3 separate regions of the Homo sapiens genome follow, and regions 1 and 2 are each linked to region 3. A link is a contact called in ENCODE Hi-C or POLR2A ChIA-PET data. All regions are on one chromosome and are shown on one strand. Each heading gives the region's core, a stretch centred on a gene start or an enhancer-like site at or near the end of the contact. The rest is flanking DNA. Distances are from core to core; before and after follow the strand shown.

The links. A loop is a pair of places that touch in the nucleus more often than their neighbours do. ChIA-PET counts read pairs that join two places held with the same protein, here RNA polymerase II (POLR2A). Pooled maps may share reads with other maps.
Region 1: a loop to region 3 is called in a map of PC-9, with 9 times the contacts of the local background. The contact joins the promoter of IATPR here to the enhancer-like site in region 3. A Hi-C loop is called at or near these places in 14 of 168 maps with a recorded cell type or tissue (CD4-positive, alpha-beta memory T cell, IMR-90, OCI-LY7 and 7 more) and 13 of 50 pooled maps. POLR2A ChIA-PET finds 5 or more read pairs at or near these places in 8 of 52 experiments (AG04449, CD4-positive, alpha-beta T cell, CD4-positive, alpha-beta memory T cell and 5 more).
Region 2: a loop to region 3 is called in a map of B cell, with 4 times the contacts of the local background. The contact joins two enhancer-like sites. A Hi-C loop is called at or near these places in 1 of 168 maps with a recorded cell type or tissue (B cell) and 7 of 50 pooled maps. POLR2A ChIA-PET finds 5 or more read pairs at or near these places in 4 of 52 experiments (BJ, CD4-positive, alpha-beta memory T cell, OCI-LY7 and 1 more).

What each region holds. Positions count from the first base shown.
Region 1 is chr10:33,114,948-33,119,028 of GRCh38, reverse strand. It overlaps IATPR (ITGB1 adjacent tumor promoting lncRNA), which reads left to right and starts at 2,222. Exons shown (of 3, transcript NR_160030.1): 1 at 2,222-2,558.
Region 2 is chr10:33,094,021-33,098,070 of GRCh38, reverse strand. All of the region lies in intron 1 of IATPR (ITGB1 adjacent tumor promoting lncRNA), which reads left to right. Among named protein-coding and RNA genes, the nearest start is that of IATPR, 21 kb to the left of the region's middle. RefSeq lists an enhancer at 1,439-2,104. Within about 2 kb of position 1,975, at least 2 of the 41 ENCODE cell types and tissues checked have a DNase peak (open chromatin) inside an H3K27ac peak, as active enhancers do.
Region 3 is chr10:33,008,828-33,012,861 of GRCh38, reverse strand. All of the region lies in intron 2 of ITGB1-DT (ITGB1 divergent transcript), which reads right to left. Among named protein-coding and RNA genes, the nearest start is that of ITGB1-DT, 28 kb to the right of the region's middle. Within about 2 kb of position 2,586, at least 10 of the 41 ENCODE cell types and tissues checked have a DNase peak (open chromatin) inside an H3K27ac peak, as active enhancers do; they include CD4-positive, alpha-beta T cell, IMR-90, PC-3 and 1 more, where a contact is called at or near this core.

The DNA of each region.
Region 1 (4,081 bases), core at 973-3,472, 110 kb before region 3:
TGGCCTCTGCTCTCTATAATAGGTATGGGCTCACGTTTATTTTCTATGTCAGGCCTTCTAGTGGGTATAATAAAGGTAGACACAATCTTTATTTCTATATGCTGACTAGACGCAAGGGAGAAGTAGTGACCCAGAAAAGACGAGTGGTGGGGGTGGAGTAGATGGTGAATAAGGTTTACAGTGATTCCTACTTAGTAAAGTTCAGTCACATTCTCAGGAGTGCATCTGTCTACAGCTGAGCTGAAACTAGAAGGCGAACAGTGAATAGAACAAGGATCAGAGGCTGTGCCACTGACACAGCAAACACTCCCATTTGTCCCTACAGTGTTCCACAAAAAACAAACCTGAAAAACTGTATCCAAGTCTCTGGTGGGGGCCAGGGGTCCAAAAATCTGCATATTTAACCAGTATCCCAGGCAATTGGGGGCACACTAAAATATCTGTGTTCCTGCATGTCACCTGCTCAACAACTCAGAAGGTTACAAAAAGTAATCCAAGACTCAGGGAGGTTCTGTCAAACAGTGCCTGGGAGAACCAAACTTGAGCCCTTCTGATGCCAGAAATAGACTGTGTTCTTCACTGCACATTGCCACAACCTGGTGGCAAGTCTTTACAATTCTCTGAGCCTTGGCCTCCTCTTGTGTAAAGTGAGAGGTTAGGATTTCTTTTGTGTTTGGCATTTGATGATGACCCGAGGTGAAAGAGTTGTCTGCATCCAAGACAGCTGGATACCAAGGTGCCATTTTGGATCAGAGAAACTTGCACAAACTCTGGGCCAAATGGTTTTACAGTGGTCTCTGACTCTCTCAGACTAATTTAAGATGTATCCCAGAACGATTAGCCTATGGCCCATTTATATCAAGATCCAGCTGAGTTCTAATTGGCACGAGCAACCGCTGGCATGGTACACACAAGTGCTTGCAAAGGTGATTGCCAACAGCCACCCAGCTGCAGCGGAGAGGATGTGGGCACAAACCCTTCAGATTAGGGTGTGTCACTTGAGACCAGGCCAGAGCCATCAAAGCACCCTGTTTTCCTCCACCCTTTCCGACTGCCCCAAGACTGGCACAGGGTTTAGTAATAGCGAAAGTAACACTTGCCCATGTAGGGACCAACAGTCTTTTCTAGGTTGAGTTTTCTAACTTGAGTGAGGTGCCAGACAGAAAGATGCCACCAGAGAGATTTGGCTCCCCAATGTGCCATGCAGTAAAGCCTGGCCCTTATGGCCTGCCGGACAGCATTACAACAAGTGACAAGCGCACATTTACTGTCATGGCCTGACTGAAAATCCTTGTCGTCTTAATTTGTCATTCCGAAATATATGAAAACACCTACTTAGGCCACAAAGCCTTCTTTTTTGCCTAATGGTGTTCTAGAAATAAACTGGCAGTGAAGGATACTGCATTGTTACGGGGATGTTGTCAGTTGGTTTCGTTTATCCATTTATCAATGCCATTTTGCAAGAAATAGTCTCTGCTTTAGAGATGACACTTCATACATAACAGGGAGGGCGTGAGTTTTCCTTAACTGCCAGAACATTACATAATATAACATGTCACCAGGCCTCAAATGCAGCAGCAAAGACTCTGTATATAGGCGACTCCAGAGCCAACATGTGCTTAGCCAAAAAAAATGATTCAATGCCTTCAGAATGTGGGATGCAAAATGAGATTCTGTAGGAGTCAGGGGTCAATGGTGGGAGAGTGCAAGAAACAGATCTGACAGCTCCCAAGTTCGGGGCAATCTGTTCTCAGTTAACTAATAGTTGAGAGGGATCGCTGAAGGATACAACATTGATACCCCAAAGCGCTCCAATCAGTTTCACTATTTGGCCTGATTTTATGTGTCTGTTTTCCATTCCTCCCTAACTCCTTCTTGGGCTGCAGAATGGGCCTCATTTGCAGGTTTGGTTACCAGTTATCAACTTCCACTGTGATAAAGGACAATTAGGATACAACATTGATACCCCAAAGCACTCCAATCAGTTTCACTATTTGGCCTGATTTTATGTGTCTGTTTCCTATCCCTCCCTAACTCCTTCTTGGGCTGCAGAATGGGCCTCACTTGCAGGTTTGGTTATCAGTTATCAACTTCCACTGGGATAAACGACAATTAGGAGGTGGTGGGGACAGGAGTCCTGCCTGTGAAGTCCCAGTTAATCACCAAGCCATACAACCTCCCCTAAAGAGTCAAGAGCGGATGCAGGCTGTTGATGTTTTTCATTCAAAGCTCGCAATGCACCGTTCTGAAAACTCTCCAGCGTAGAATTCAGGAACCCTGAGTTTTCTATCTCTGTCTAGTTCTGGACTGAATGGGCTCAAGTCATCTAGTTAACCTCTCTGGATTTCAGTCTTCTGAAAAGTGAAGCTAAGAGATCTAGCATTCTGCAGAAAAGTACTGGAGATGACTCAGGACTGAAAATGATCATGAAGCCCCTTTGCAAATATCAAAGTGGTGATGAAGCAGTCATGAACTTTGACCAGAAGCCGTGTTTTGTGGGATTGCCACTTTAATCGCTCCTGTTCATCATTAGGACTGCAGCCAGAGTGTGGAAGGAGGTGAGTGCTTTGGTGGTCTTGCTAGGTTGCGGAGCGTGGGCTTTTGTGGATATGCAACAGTGCCCTCTATTGGCATCCGGCATATTTTAAGCCACTGGAGCTGATAAGTCCATTTTCCTCTGCCCTGTGTCTTTGTACTTCTTAGTGGAGGCCCAGAGAGCTTGTGTGTAAGGGGCTGTGACCAGACTGCTCAGCAAGGGCTTTTGCTTCGCAGAGTGCTGCGCGTACATTAGAAAGCTGCTGAGTGGAAATCTTATTCCCTGGGATTTTAAACAGCCACATTTCCTGGCGTTTGACATCAATGGGACATTTAGCAAATGGAGTGCCAGATGGAGCTCCTGGCTCTATTTTCTGTAAGACACTTGAGAGTCAGAACCCTCCCAATGTTTGCGCTTGATAGGCTTGCCCACCGTAGGGCTGGCCACGGCTCAGTGGATGCGGGGCATTCTGCGGGCTTGCAACGCGGGGAGAGCGGGGACACACAGGATAGCACGTGGCAGCTCGGCCTGCATTGCTACACACAAAAGCATTTCAAGTTCCAGCATCCTTGGTAATTCACTTTAACACTCAGTCACTCACTTCTCTTATGTTATCTGACTTCCTTACAAGCCACATGCAAGAAAACAAATAGTAATTGACTCACACTTTCACAAGCACTGTCTCTCCTGAACTTCTCAAGGCAGTAAGCAAGGCAAACCTCGGTGCCACTGTTTTGGAGATCAAGAAATGGAAGCTTAGATTGTTGAGGGACTTGCCCACAGTTCCATGGTATCACCTTATAACTTATAGAAAAAGCAATGAAATCTCAGATTTTTTCTAATATCTAAGCAGTGCTGTCTTCCCCACCCCCCACCCCCTTTTGTTTTTTGAGACGGAGTCTCACTCTGTCTCCCAGGATGGAGTATAATGGCATGGTCTCGGCTTGCTGCAACCTCCACCTCCCAGGTTCAAGGGGTTCTCCCACCTCAGCCTCCCTAGTAGCTGGGACTACAGACACAGGCCACCACACCCAGCTAATTTTTGTATTTTTAGTAGAGACATGGTTTCACTATGTTGGCCAGGCTGGTCTCAAACTCCTGACCTCGTGATCCACCCGCCTCAGCTTCCCAAAGTGCTGGGGTTACAGGCGTGAGCCACCACTCCCGGCCTCTCTTCCCCCTTTCTATGTGAACACATGTACTTTTATTAAATCATTTTGATTATTTTCTATTAATAATTCACATTTATATGAATCACAGAATTCAAGATTACTATATAGTCCCTAGAAATTGCTTTATTACTCACTATATTTATGAAGGCTCCTAGTAAATCTCCATGATGATATTTGGAGAGTCTCTGATATATTCAAAGTTGTCCTGTTTTTATACTGAAGGCAGCCGACACTGATCCAGTCAATGAAATCGTGATTCTCTAAGAATGAATATTTGGATTTTTTTTTTCTTTTCATAAGGTTGCGTGTCTTTGGTGTTCAGGCAGGTAGATGCCACATTGCTTTATTAAATTGGTGTAATGGAGCATGGATT
Region 2 (4,050 bases), core at 726-3,225, 86 kb before region 3:
GTGAACCAGGCAAATGACCTAACCTGTAAAGACCTGGGTTAAGACTCCAGCACCACTGATTGATTGCAAGCTAAGGGAGCTTTACCAATTATCTCAACATCTATGGAGTCAAAGAGTTTTAATATAATTATAATATAATCTAAAAATGTCTACAACATAGGTGGTACTGAGGCTCAAATGAGAAAATAAATGTGAAAGTTTTTATAAAACTTTAAAGCAGCTGGGTGGCTCATGCCTATAATCCCAGCACTTTGGGAGGCTGAGGTGGTTGGATTACTTGAGTTCAGGAGTTCAAGACCAGCCTGGGCTGCATGGGCAGAGAGACCTCATTTCTACCAAAAATACTAAAAATTAGCCAGATATGGTGGTGCACACCTGTAGTCCCAGCTACTTGGGAGGCTAAGGCCAGGGGATTGCTTTAGCCAGGGAGGCAGAGGTTGCAGTGAGCCAAGATCGTGCCACTACATGCCAGCCTGGGCAACAGAGTGAGACCCCATCTCAAAATAGAAGAAGGAGAAGAAGGAGAAGGAGAAGGAGAAGAAGACAAAAACCTTTAAAACATATAAGAATGCAAACCAAAAAAATTCTAAGCCCCCCAACCAACCAAATGGATCTCCCTTTTGGCAAAAATGATTCCAAAGAAACCTGAAAAACTAATTTAGACCATGATCGGAAGTGGGGGGCCGTTGGACATGGCTCATTATATTCTCCCCCTTTTAAAGATCTGAATAGCAAGCATTTGCCATCTATTGTATCTAAGGGCTGCAACCTACGAGACTTCATCTACATAATAAAAACCTTGGTTTCTACAGCCCGTTATCTTAACCCAGACACTCTTTTCTATTGATTCCCAGTCTTTAGATAATAACTTAACTCTTTAAACCAATTGCTAATCAGAAAATCTTTAAATCTACCTATGACCTGGAAGCCCTTTTCCTCACCACCTCCCCCACAGCTCCACATTGTCTTGCCTTTCCAGACCAAACCAATATGTACCTCACATGTACTGATTGATATCTTATGTCTCCCTAAAACATATAAAACCAGGCTGTAACCCAACCACCTTGGGCACATGTTCTCAGGACCTCTTGAGGTTGTGTCACAGATCATGGTCCTTACATTTAGCTCAGAATAAATCTCTTTAAATATTTTACAAAGTTTGGCTATTTTCATCAACAAGAATTAACAACCATATTCTGATTATAATAATTACTGTATGCCTGACAGCATCCTGAGAACTTTTCCTCATGCAATCTTTCCAACATCCTTCTTGAAAAAATTCCATGACTTCTCCTCCACTGTGGACCAGCACAAAAGGGCTTCTGAGAGTTTTGGTAATTTGCTATGGGCATAAATCTAATGCCTTGTGGAGCTGTGGCTTTCTGAGACCCAGGTCTTGCATACTTCACAGGCCATAATTGTGAGCATTACATGACTGTCTTCTCCTCTGATTTATGTATGAAGGGACTCCAAATATATAAGAAGATGCTACCACACCCTGGGAGATTGGATTCCCCACTGCGCTGGCTTTCTCAAGCTCTGTGAAATGTGATGTTGGCTGGAACTTATCATGAAGAGCTTTGCTGTAAAACAGATCTGGGGTAAAGTGGGTCTTAAAAATCCTTTCTCTATACATCCATGTAGATAGAGACCATCTCCATTAACAGAAGAGGGAATGATGCCATTCTTATAAAGAAGCTGTACTGTGGGCACATTTATTCCTAAGTTGATAGTAGCTATTTTAACTATGAAAAGGATCTGCCCAGATGAAAGAGGGGCTGCCTGTGGAGCACAGCTGGATGGGGGAAGCAAGGTTTTCTGCTGGGACACCTGGCTTTGTTTATCAGGGGCTTTATTGAGACTTCTCTGTTTCATCACCCCATTCATTTCCTACCCATTCTTCTATATCTCTGCTTTTCTTTTGCAAACGTTTTTCACCTCTCCTCTTCTGCGTCTTACTGTCACAATGATCACTCACTGATAATTTAATCAAATGTGTCTAACGTCTTGAACTGACAAGTGAAATAGTCTCACAAAAATAAAATGGGGAAATGAAAATGAATAGTAGCTTAAAATGATATCTAGCCAACTTTCAATTTCCCCGTTACACTGACAGAAACAGAGAACACAGTAGCAAGAAGATACTCCAAAGAAATTACTTAAAATATCACTTTACCTCTCTCCCTAATCACCTGTTTAGCAAATGATAATACCTAATTTATTAAACTGTTACTTCATGAGTTTCAAAATGGGCAAATAATTAATATGAGATAAAGGGAGAAAATAAGCAAAAAGAGATATAAGACAATTTATATGCTACACTATGCTATAAACATACTATGTTATGTATAATTATACATATTTAATATATAATTTTCATTATATATCACAGATAATTACATTTCATATATTATATGCTAATATGTGACATATTATGGTATAGAATAATTATATTATGTATCAAATGTGTGTGTGATATGTATTTATGTACTTTTAGTCTGAAGAGTAAAATTGCATCATAAAGATTCTTACTGAATTTCCTTGATTTGGTAAAATCACGTATTCAAGTGCATATGTTCCAAAGTGCTGTTCTGTTGATATAATAGGAAAAAAAACCCTATTATCACAAAGGAATTGGGCTGTGTGTACAGTTAACTCCAAATCATTATTTTACCCTATATAGCATTATTTTTGAGATTTGACACAATTTTCCAGAGGAAAAATTTTAAATGCAAGAATTAGATCTTACCCTTTAGGACAACCTGCTTGCTGTCTCCCAGACAGTGTATCTTATTTCACATGTGCCCTGTATATTATGGAATTGCCTCCCTTGGAAAAACAACCAGAAAGCCCCAGAAGCACGTGGTAGAGGTAGTCAGGTTCATCTCCAAGTAACAAAGGAAGCTGAGACCTGGGTTAATAAAACAAGCCCAATTTAGTCTGCTCTTGTTTGGAAATTTCACCTTCAAAGGTGTTTTCTGGCTTGAGTTAGATTTAAGTTTCTGGGTATAAGTAGTGGAAGTTGTTTAGATATCCAGCATTTAGTAGACTCCTTTGTGTATTTGAGGAATTCCCTAATTAGGTCTTTGTATTAGTCTATTTTCATGAAGCTGATAAAGACAATTTACAAAAGAAAGAGAGGTTTAATCAACTTACAGTTCCACGTGGCTGAGGTAGCCTCACAATCTTGGCAGAAGGCAAGGAGGAGCAAGTCACATCTTACATGGATGGCAGCAGGCAAAGAGAGAGAGCTTGTGCAGGGGAACTTCTCTTTTTAAAAAACCATCAGATCTCATGAGACTTATTCACTATCACATGAACAGTACAGGAAAGACCCACTCCCATAATTCAGTCACCTCCCACCAGGTTCCTCCCATGACTCACGGGAATTGTGGGAGTTACAATTCAAGATGCGATTTGGGTGGGGACACAGCCAAACCATAGCAGTCTTTGTGGGAGATGAGACCTGCTCCCACTAGTGAAGCTAGAAGAAGTAGATTACCCCCTTTTTCCACCTCCCAGTCATAAAGTAGGCATTGTGGCCTGGGCTCAGCCAGTTTGGTTTTAAAACTGAAGCTGGTGATCAGAGTGGAGCAGGAGACATCAACTCTGGCAGCTGCAAAGCCCACACTGCCTGGCCTCAGGGGAAGCAGTGCTGAGGTCAGCAGCAGCCAGCTGCGGCCTGCTTAGCATGTGCTGGGCCTGGCCTTGACTGTGATTTCAGCTATCCAGCTTCTGTTGTTTTCTGCTTGTTCAGTTCCTGCATCTTTGCTCATCAGTATCATCCATTCAATTTCACTCTGGTTTAAGTCAAAGGGAGTTGGTTTCTCTTACTTAAAACCAAAAGCTCTGAAAGAATACTACAGATATATCTTTTTCACAAACCTGTGTTTTGTCCCAATGCAACATTTGTTTCCATAGTCTTATTTATTCTATGTAGAGCTAATCATAACTCAAACAGATTGTGGTCTGGGAGTAATATCTGAACTAATAAAAATACTGAATTACGCATTTTTTCTAAATGCAGTATTACTCCCTTCAAATGTATGA
Region 3 (4,034 bases), core at 1,337-3,836:
AATACAGTGGCAGGCGCCACTGCACCCGGCTAATTTTTCTATTTTTAGTAGAGACAGGGTTTCGCCATCTTGGCCAGGCTGGTCTTGAACTTCTGACCTCGTGATCCATCCACCTCGGCCTCCCAAAGTGCTGGGATTACAGGCATGAGCCACCACACCCGGCCTGGAGTTTGTATCTTAACACACTGGTGTATGAATATTCAGTGGATAGTGAAGTCACACGGCCTTGGCTTCAGAACTGGCACCCACCCACCCTCACCACAACCACCAAGCTATGAAGAATGTGGGGTTGGGGAGACATTTGACTTTCTAAGCCTACAAAAGAGGGCTCTGAATAGCTGGTCTTCCCTCCCACCGGCCTGCTGGGAGAACAGAAGAACACGAGGTTTGCAGTTGTACTTGGTGTTGTCGTCACCATCTGGGCAGTTCCCAGTGGGAATAATTCTGGGCTCTTCTTGAGTCCTCTGCATCTGGTACATTACATGGCAAGTTCCTAGTTGGTTTCAATTCTCATTTTAAAATCTCTTGCCACTTTTATCATGAAACTTTTTAATAACTTGGTCGAAAACCAATATTCTTTCTTTTTTCTTCAACTTTTAAGTTCAGGGGTACATGTGCAGGATGTGCAGGTTTGTTACATGGGTAAACCTGTGCCATGGTAGCTGCACGGACCATCCCATCCCCTAGGTATGAAGCTCAGCACCCATTAGCTATTCTTCCTAATGCTCTCCTTCCCCCTGCACCCCCGTGCCAGGCCCCAGTGTATGTTGTTGCCTGCTATGTGTCCATGTGTTCTTATCATTCAGCTTCCACTTTTAAGTGAGAACATGCAGTGTTTGCTTTTCTGTTCCTGCATTAGTTTGCTGAGGATAGCAGCTCCCAACTCTATCCATGTCCCTGCAAAGGACATGATCTTGTTCCTTTTCATGGCTGCATATATTCCATGGGGCTATGTGCCACATTTTCTTTATCCAGTCTATCACTGATGGGCATTTAGATTGATTTCATATCTTTGCTATTGTGAATAGTGCTGCAGTGAACATACGCGTGCATGTATCTTTATAACAGAATGGCTTCAGTGAACACACGCGTGCATGTATCTTTATAATAGAATGATTTATATTCCTTTGGGTATATACCCAGTAATGGGATTGCTGGGTCAAATGGTATTTCTGCCTCTAGGTCTTTGAGGAATCACCACACTGTCTTCCACAATGGTTGAAATAATTTACATTCCCACCAATAATGTAAAAGCATTCCTTTTTCTTTCCAATCTTGCCAGCATCTGTTGTTTGTTTGTTTGTTAGTTTTTTGCTTTGTAATAATAGCCACTCTGACTGGCATGAGATGGTATCTTATTGTGGTTTCAATTTGCGTTTCTCTAATGATCAGTGATGTTGAGCTTTTTCTCATATGTTTTTGCCGTATGTATGTCTTCTTTTGAGGAGTGTCTGTTCATGTCCTTTGCCCACTTTTTAATGGGGTTTTTTTTTTCTTGTAAATTTTAAAATCAATCTTCTTTATATGTCAATAGTATTATCATAAAATAGAAGTACTAATATTGCATTTCATGACACTTCTAGGTGCAATTATAAAAGTCATTTCTGGCTGGCTTATAATCCCAGCACTTTGGGAGGTCGAGTCAGGAGGCTAGCTTGAGCCCAAGAGTTTGAGACAAGCCTGGACAACAAAGTGAGACTCCCACCTCTACAAAAAGTACAAAATCAACCAGGTGTGGTGGTGCACACCTGTAGTCCCAGCTACTCAGGAGGCTGAGGCAGGAGGATCACCTGAGCCAAGGAGATAAAGGCTACAGTGAACTGTGATAGAGACACTGTACTCTAGCCTGGGCGACAGAGCAAGACCCTGTCTCAAAGCAGAAAGAAAAAATAAAAGTCACTTGTTACAACTATGCATTTAGATTTTCCTTAAACAATCAATTTATGCCTCTCTCTACTGCTTTTGTTTGATTAATACACACGATCATTCTAAATCAGTAGCATTGCATAACAATCTTGTTAACATCTATTTTCTAGGTATTTAATGGACTGATTTCATCAAGGCCATCCCTCTGAACTCCCTGAGTGTAGACATGATATTTTCATTTTACTACCCTGTGCTCCTGCCCAGCACACCCAAGCCTCAGGGCCCAAGCCAGGCATGGAAGAACAAAAGCATCCAAGGAGGCTTCATGGTGCAATTCCAGATGGAAAATGAATCCATCCTGTGGCCAGAGGAGGAACTACCTAGAAATTCTTCCCGACTCCGGTCATTCACTGACAACTCGTTAAAACACCCTTTCGCATGGCAGTGGTTTTTAATTATTCCTCATGTGCCTGTGAGCTCCAAAACCACAGGAGACCTTCCAGCAGGCTAGGAGGGCAGGAAGCAGTTGGAGCCACTGTGGTTTAAAGGAGTAAACAAGCCAGTTCAGGTATTTGGATGAGTGCAGAGGGCTGTGCCGGAGAATGTCATACATGCCCAAGCACTCGTTTGTGGTTTTCAAAAAGGACAAATGGGTGTGGGCTGAAAGTGTGGCATCGCCACCCAGAAAGAACTGAAATTGCCACCCAGGCTGCATAAGCACACACCCTGATTATCATCTGTTGTCTAGCTGCTCCTCACAATATGAGCTTGTGCTCGTTATCTAGAAATCGATCTGAAAATAAATACAGGCTTAGTGCATCACTCTATCAGTATGATGACCGTGGGGTGCACCAGGAAGGGGACTAGACAAGGAGGAAATACCCAGAGCTCCTGTCCTGGCACTGCCATTCCCAAGAACAAGTCTTGAAAATGCTCTGGGCTTCAGCGTCCTCGTTTGTAAATCAGGAATTACAATACCAGCTCCATCTTCCTTGCAGAATTATGAGCTGATAAAGAAAACCAATCGACAAGTATCTTACTGAGCTCACAGTGCTCCCAAACATGTAGACCCCGATGAGGGCTTGAAAAGGGATAAGAAATGGTATCTGGCCTGGAATATTTCCCAATAGATTTTGGATAAGATGAGACTGAAGCCTGTGTATCAATAGTAAACCATTTGACAAGTATTTGCACAAGCACACAGTTATAGAATATAACCTATAACCCTCATAGGATTACTCAGACAAGGGAGAGTGACATGGAGGGGCAACAGCTGGGCTGGATCCTACAGGATGAAAAGGCTTCATCTGGCAAAGGGAGGGAAGGACAGGACCCCATCTGAAGACTCAAAGGCTGCAATGAGCAACACTTCTTCAATGGGCCAGGGAAATGAAAATGTAAGGGTAGGATGACACTGGATTAAAGTAACAGTGAAATCAGATGGAGGAGGTATTTGGAAAGAAAGGGAAATTGAGTTCTAGGGTATTTTCAAAAAATAGTGACAAGTTTAAGGAAGATGAATCTAATGACAGTGTGTAGTCTGGTCAGAGCTAAGATGGAAACTGATATGGAAAAGCATCTATTGCTCACTCTTAGTAGCAGTAAGAAAAAAACTGGTAAGACTAGATGACTTACTAGATACAAGGGAAAGAGTTGGGTTAAAGTTCATTTAAATTTTTTAGCAGGGGGATTACAAGAACTTCTGCTCATTTGAAAGTCAGCAATACGTTCTTGTTTGCTTTGCTTTATTGGAGGATGGGGCCATTTAAAGCCATTGCTCCACATAGTATTCTGATTGCAATTGACTCATATGAATGACAATAATATTCCCTCACCAAGCACAGCTATTTATTACGTGGTTCTGTAAGTGTGGTTTTCTTCCCATCTTGATTTTGCATCAACTCCTGTTCTGTTTTGCAACAAGTCTTCAGCATTATATCATCTTGTTTTTTTTCAACCTGTGGAGCTCTGAAGCTCGGAAAGTAGAATCATCTCATAGAATCCAACAATCTTTATTTGAATCAATGCGGTTTCTGAAGTTTAGCTACCAGAGCATAGTGGCAAGGCGCAAATCCATTTTTGTCCACTAGGTGACAGACAAGAACTACTTTCTCTGCATCCCGCTGGAAAAATGAGAGCCACAATATGGAAAAACTAAGCACTGTGGC